Linked DNA regions of Homo sapiens: region 1 is linked to region 2. The links are chromatin contacts, found by Hi-C or POLR2A ChIA-PET in ENCODE. All regions are on one chromosome and are shown on one strand. Each heading gives the region's core, a stretch centred on a gene start or an enhancer-like site at or near the end of the contact. The rest is flanking DNA. Distances are from core to core; before and after follow the strand shown. Region 1 overlaps LOC105370934 (a long non-coding RNA gene). Region 2 holds the start of HDGFL3 (HDGF like 3).

Evidence for each region. Hi-C counts contacts between places; a loop is a spot of excess contacts on that map. ChIA-PET counts read pairs that join two places held with the same protein, here RNA polymerase II (POLR2A).
Region 1: a loop to region 2 is called in a map of dorsolateral prefrontal cortex, with 4 times the contacts of the local background. The contact joins the enhancer-like site here to the promoter of HDGFL3 in region 2. A Hi-C loop is called at or near these places in 1 of 168 maps with a recorded cell type or tissue (dorsolateral prefrontal cortex). POLR2A ChIA-PET finds 5 or more read pairs at or near these places in 2 of 52 experiments (MCF 10A and Panc1).

What each region holds. Positions count from the first base shown.
Region 1 is chr15:83,364,163-83,366,862 of GRCh38, reverse strand. LOC105370934 (a long non-coding RNA gene) reads left to right here. Exons shown (of 3, transcript XR_932546.2): 3 at 1,062-1,825. Among named protein-coding and RNA genes, the nearest start is that of BNC1, 81 kb to the right of the region's middle. Within about 2 kb of position 1,347, at least 2 of the 41 ENCODE cell types and tissues checked have a DNase peak (open chromatin) inside an H3K27ac peak, as active enhancers do; they include dorsolateral prefrontal cortex, where a contact is called at or near this core.
Region 2 is chr15:83,206,373-83,209,072 of GRCh38, reverse strand. It overlaps HDGFL3 (HDGF like 3), which reads left to right and starts at 1,250. Exons shown (of 6, transcript NM_016073.4): 1 at 1,250-1,742. The coding sequence starts at 1,659. RefSeq lists an enhancer at 339-952 and silencers at 813-1,152, 1,543-1,992.

The DNA.
Region 1 (2,700 bases), core at 98-2,597, 160 kb before region 2:
ACTGCATGGAAGTAGGTGTCCCGAACCCACAAGTTATTCAAGGGTCAACTGTATTTAGTTTTAACATATGGAATGTTATTAGATAATGTGAAAAGGAGATAGCTTAAAAGCCCTTGTATTCTGAAAGCTACGTGGCTTTCATGTGCCATTTTAATAACAAGTAAATTGAATGTTTTGGATTTCTGTCTCTGAAACAAAACCAATACAACTACTAGTTGAGAAGCTTTGTATTTGCATATGGCCCTTGACAGACCCGCCACCACCCCCATCCCCAGACACACACCTCAGAATTTGACCCTAATCGAAGTTCTCACCCTATTTTAGGGCACGTGTCTATGCAGTGTGTACTATGAGAGCACACTTAGTGCAGTTAGATTATGTAGTCTTCTGGGACAGTTTGGCCATTCTAAGGGGCTTTGCCATACAATAAAAGCCATTAGCACTGAACTTCAAAGACATTAGGCTAAGTGAAAGAAACCAGACACAAAAGACTACCTATTGTATGATTCCATTTGTATAAAATGCCCAGAAAAGGCATACCTATAGAGACAGAAGGTAAATTAGCGGTTACCTGGGGTGGGAGAGAGAAATAACTGCAAATGGACACTGCGGGTTTTTGGTGGGGGGAGGGGATAGAAATGTTCTAAAATTAGATTATTCCTATTGTGGCACAATTCTATAAATATATTCAAAAACTATCTAATTGTACTGGTAAAATAGATGCATTCATTGATATGTAAATTATACCTCAATAAAGCTACTTAAAAATAGCAAATAACTAAAAAATTAGCACTAAATATTTCTCCACCTTAAAATAAGTTCTTTCACCCTCGTCCTTTTCTAGTAATATCCGGTGAAGACGAAGGAGCAAAATGGTTTTAAGGCAGACTCACTTATTTAAGAGAAGTATATATTCCCATTGCCGGTGGTTTGATACCATTTTTATTTGCTTTCAAGTACACTGAGGTCTGGCAAGGCAAGGAAAGGAGGGAGAAGGGGGAAAAAAGGAGGAAAGTTTGAAAAGAAATAAAAGCTATCGAACTTTTTTTTTTTTTTTTGAGACGGAGTTTCGCTCTTGAACCTGGGAGGCGGACGTTTTTAAAAACAGCTGCCTGGAGAAGCGGCCGGACGCAGGGGAAGGCTGCGCTGCCGGAAAGGGTTAACCCCGCGGGCGCCGACATCTGGCAGGAGCGAGGGCGTTGGCAGAGCCCGGTCCGCCCGTACCAGTCTGTACAGGGGAACTGTCCCGCCTGCTGATTTATCATTCCCTAATGTCACGGGGATGGGATGTTGAAATTGTGGCTAGAATGTGAAATACGAAAAACACGAAGATTATGATTTAGCGTCTGGGGAAGATCAGCGTTAGCCTGCAGAACAGCTTGTAAACGGGAGGCATCCTTGGCCCTAGCTTGTGGTTTTTGACTCCAACACTCAAGCTGGGGATCTGGGCGGGCAGAGCTTTCTTGGGTTAGAGCAGACAGGCAAAAGTGGAATTAATAAGAGCAAAACCACTTCTGTGCTGCTATGGGGATAGTGCGGGCGAGCGCCAGGAGGACCAAAGTAAATTTTAATTAAACAGAGACCTGATGTTGAAGGATAAATAAAACAACGTGGGGTGTAAACAGCTTAAATCAGGGATTCAAATGACACCTGCGGGTGTCTAGACATGAGGTGCATCCTGATAATTTATAGTCTCGGAGAAGATGCAGATGAGTAGGATAATATCTGCAAATTTTGCTCCTTAAAAGAAGTAATAGCTTGAATTTTAAGGAGGTACTAAATAAGGGAACTAAGTGGGAGAATGATTTTAACAGTTATCCGTGGAGGAAAAGGGGTTAGCAAAGAAACACAAAACTACATGTGTGTAAATCTTGCATTAAAAAAAGTAAAAGATCAATGCTTTGTGTGATTTCTTGCTTCCCTCCAAGGATTTACATAGTGTGTTGAAGTTTTTCTTTTCTTTCTTTCTTTTTTTTTTTTTTTTTTTTGCATTTCCATCTTTCAGCATGCCCCTATTTACAGGGAAAAATGCAGTTTCCACATTGTTTGTTGGTTATCAAAATAAGCGTTGACAACCGCTCCCTCAATGCTTACAGTTTGTTTTAATTACTTCCTGTCATACCAAATGCATCTACCATATGGATTTTAAGAATTGGCCTCAAGACATGGGCGTGCTGTGTTGAAAGTTAAATAGGACAGCTTGACTACTGAATCTTGAGGTTCATTCATTTGTTCATTTATTTATTCATCCAGAAAAACTACTGCCCCAGGCACTGTACAGAAATGAACAAGTCTGCCTGCCTTCACAAAGCACGCTATCTGCTCAATGGGATGATATGAAAAGTGTGTGTGTCTGTGTGTCTGTGTGTGTGTGTGTGTAGCTGATAGCCAGCTAGAGTACTGAGTCCATTTTGCAACAATAGGTGGAAATATATATAAAGGAGTTATTTTTCTGTCCAGCAATATCGGGCAGTGGAACTTTGCCAGAATTCAGTACTTCAGATAACTGAGGATAATCATTCTTAAGAACCAATTAAAAATTGTAAAAGAATGTTTGCTGGGAATCACTCTAAAATATAGCACTTACTCCTCTGCCTTCCTTTCATTTGGTCATGATGACCCTTGACTACAGTTGCTTTGATACAGGGAGTCAGGGGCCTGGGAGGTTTTTGTTTACTTGTGTGTTTATTGTATGTCACA
Region 2 (2,700 bases), core at 1-2,500:
ACAAGAGCAGGAGTTAAAACACACACACACCATTCTACAAGGCCAGAGAGGGGGGCGGATGGTGGGGAAAACTGTAGCTTCTGTAAAAGGGAGAGAGAACAGACACAAATGAGAACTGTCCGTGTGACAAGGTGAGGGCCACAGAAAGCAGCATTTAGGAGCTATGCCAGCTGACCCCTTAAAGGAGGTGGGTTACAGCATGATTAAAGAAGCAGCATTCGTTCATTGGACAGACTCCAAACGATTCCTTGAATTATTCTACTTACTCCTCACAAAAGAGAGTGTTAGGAAGATTCCTACTCTCAAAATGTCTTTGAAAGCAGCCAGCTAGGGAATTTAGAGTAAAATAGTGGTAAATGAACATGTTCTAGAGCTAATGAACTGTATATGTACATACATCTCCAGAAAGGGATGCTAATTTCAAAAACGTTGTCCAAAAGGTTGCCAGGATTGGAAACAAGTGACCGGCCAGTGCAAGTCCTTTTCACAAACACTGCAGGCCTAGAAAACGCACACAGAGAGAAACATAATCGCTTATGGACTTTGGACTCATGTGGATACAGGTTCGAATCCCGTCTGTGCCACTCAGCAAATGAGAAAACCTCCCATGACTCCGATTAAATAGCTCGCCCTAGGTGGGTCACACTGCATTGTTAAGGGCAGACCTGGGGCAAGAATCCAATAAGGTCGCTGACTCCGGAGCGGTGCTCTTTCCGGCAGCTTGGTGCCCAGCAGAGGGTCCCCTCGCGCCGCCGTCCCCCAGGCCTGGAGCGCCTTTGTCCCCCACTCACCAGAGAGCAGCCGCGGAAGTGGCTGGCTGGGGGTAGCCAGGAGAGGGTCGAGTCAGCGGGAGGTGGGCGTGGGAGCGGGGGGCGCGAGTGGGGAGAACCCCCAGAGTGGCACGGACGGGAGGGGAAGGGGGCGGCCGGGTGGTGATTGGCTGGGCTGCGGCAGGCAGCTCCGGGCCAAGAACAAAAGAGAGCAGGCGGCGGGCGTCCTCCGGAGTAGGCACTCCCGCCCGCCCGGCGCGGGCTTCGGTGCTGGGGGAGGACGCGCCCACCGCCCGCCCGCCAGCCGAGAAGCCGGGCTGGCGCGCTCGGTTTCTCCGCGAAAGCCGGCCGTGTACCTAGGAATTAACCGGCCCGCGCGGGAGGGAAGGGGAGGGGAGCGGGAAGCGGGAAGCGGGGCGGGGGGGGGATGCTGAGCGCGCGCGAGAACAATAATAAGATCGTGTTTGCGGTCGCTGCCCGAGAAGGAATTCGGAGCAGACGCGAGGCCCGGCGCTCGCGCCGCGCCCGGGAGCCCGGGAGGGAGACCGGCAGCGGCGGCATGAGGCAGGCGACGCGGCGCTGGTGAGCAGCGCGCGCGGCGGCGGCGGCGGCGGCGGCGGGGACCTTGGCGCGGCCGGACGCGGGCGAGCGCCGAACGGCCGGGGGCTCCCCTCCCCCGCTGCCGGGCCGTGATTTGCCGGGCCTGCTGCGCCCCCCGCCCACCCCTTGCCTCAGCCGCCGCCTCGCCGCTTCCCCTCGTCGGAGCGGCCGCTCGTCCGCCCGGCTTGAGGCCCGCGGGGAGCGCGGCGCAATTCGTCGGCCCGCGGGGGGGCGGCCTCCCGGCATCTTCGCGGCGACCAAGGACTACCAGGAAGGGGAGCGGCTGGGATGGCGCGTCCGCGGCCCCGCGAGTACAAAGCGGGCGACCTGGTCTTCGCCAAGATGAAGGGCTACCCGCACTGGCCGGCCCGGGTGAGTACCGCGGCCGCGCGCGGGCCCGCCCGCCCACCATTTTCCCCTTCATGATGGCGCGCCCGCCCCCTTTCCCCATCGCCTCAGCCCCGAGCCCGCAGCTCGCGGCCGGCTGTGGTGAGGGCTGAGGGCGGCGCGGCACGAAGAAGACCGGGCCGGGGCTGAGGCAAGGGCTCCCGGCCTCGCCCGCACTCCGCCAGGGCGGCCATCCTTCCGCCCACTTTCGAAGGCGGGTCCGGCCCCCGCAGGCCCGACGCTGCCTTCCTCCTGGAAAGCCGGTGCCGACCGGGAAGCCACGCCGCCGGGCAGCGGGCCTGCGACGGAGGCTTCGGCTCCGGGCAGGGTCATTGGTGGATACCCTGGGTCCCGGGCGAACGTCGGGGCAGGTACGGCAGCGGGGTGAGCGGCTGTCCGCGAGCCGGCGAGTGCCGGCGGGCAGTAAATCCTGGAAAGTGGTAGTGGTCATCCAGAGGCCAGCGGGAGCCTCTTGGCAGTCATTCATCCATCTCTTTGCCTTCTAGACTTGTTGAGTTTTCCCTGAGCGCGATTCCCGGTGCCCCGCCTGCCCTATCATTGTCCTGGGGTACGTGCCTCTCTGGTGCCCATCGTTCTTTTAAACCGACCTCTGATAGCCGAGAGCTTGCAGCCTACCTCTGACTGGTGGGTCCAGCAAGCTTCTTGTGCCTTTCCACCTCCATATTTGTTTTAGGTAGAATCTCAAACCTTATTCTTGGCCTCCTGCTACAGTCCACAATAGCTCTCTCTTCCTACATAACAAGGTTGTCGTTGGGCTCTTTTTCTAGAAAGCGTCTGCATGTAATACATAGCATTCACAATTTTTATTAAGCTCTTTGAGGAAGACACACAACACTGCCATGTGTGCTTTGTGTTTTAGAAGAAATCCTTTTTATTTTTATTTTTGTATGGTTGGCAGTTGATTGCTTGAAATAAGAAATCT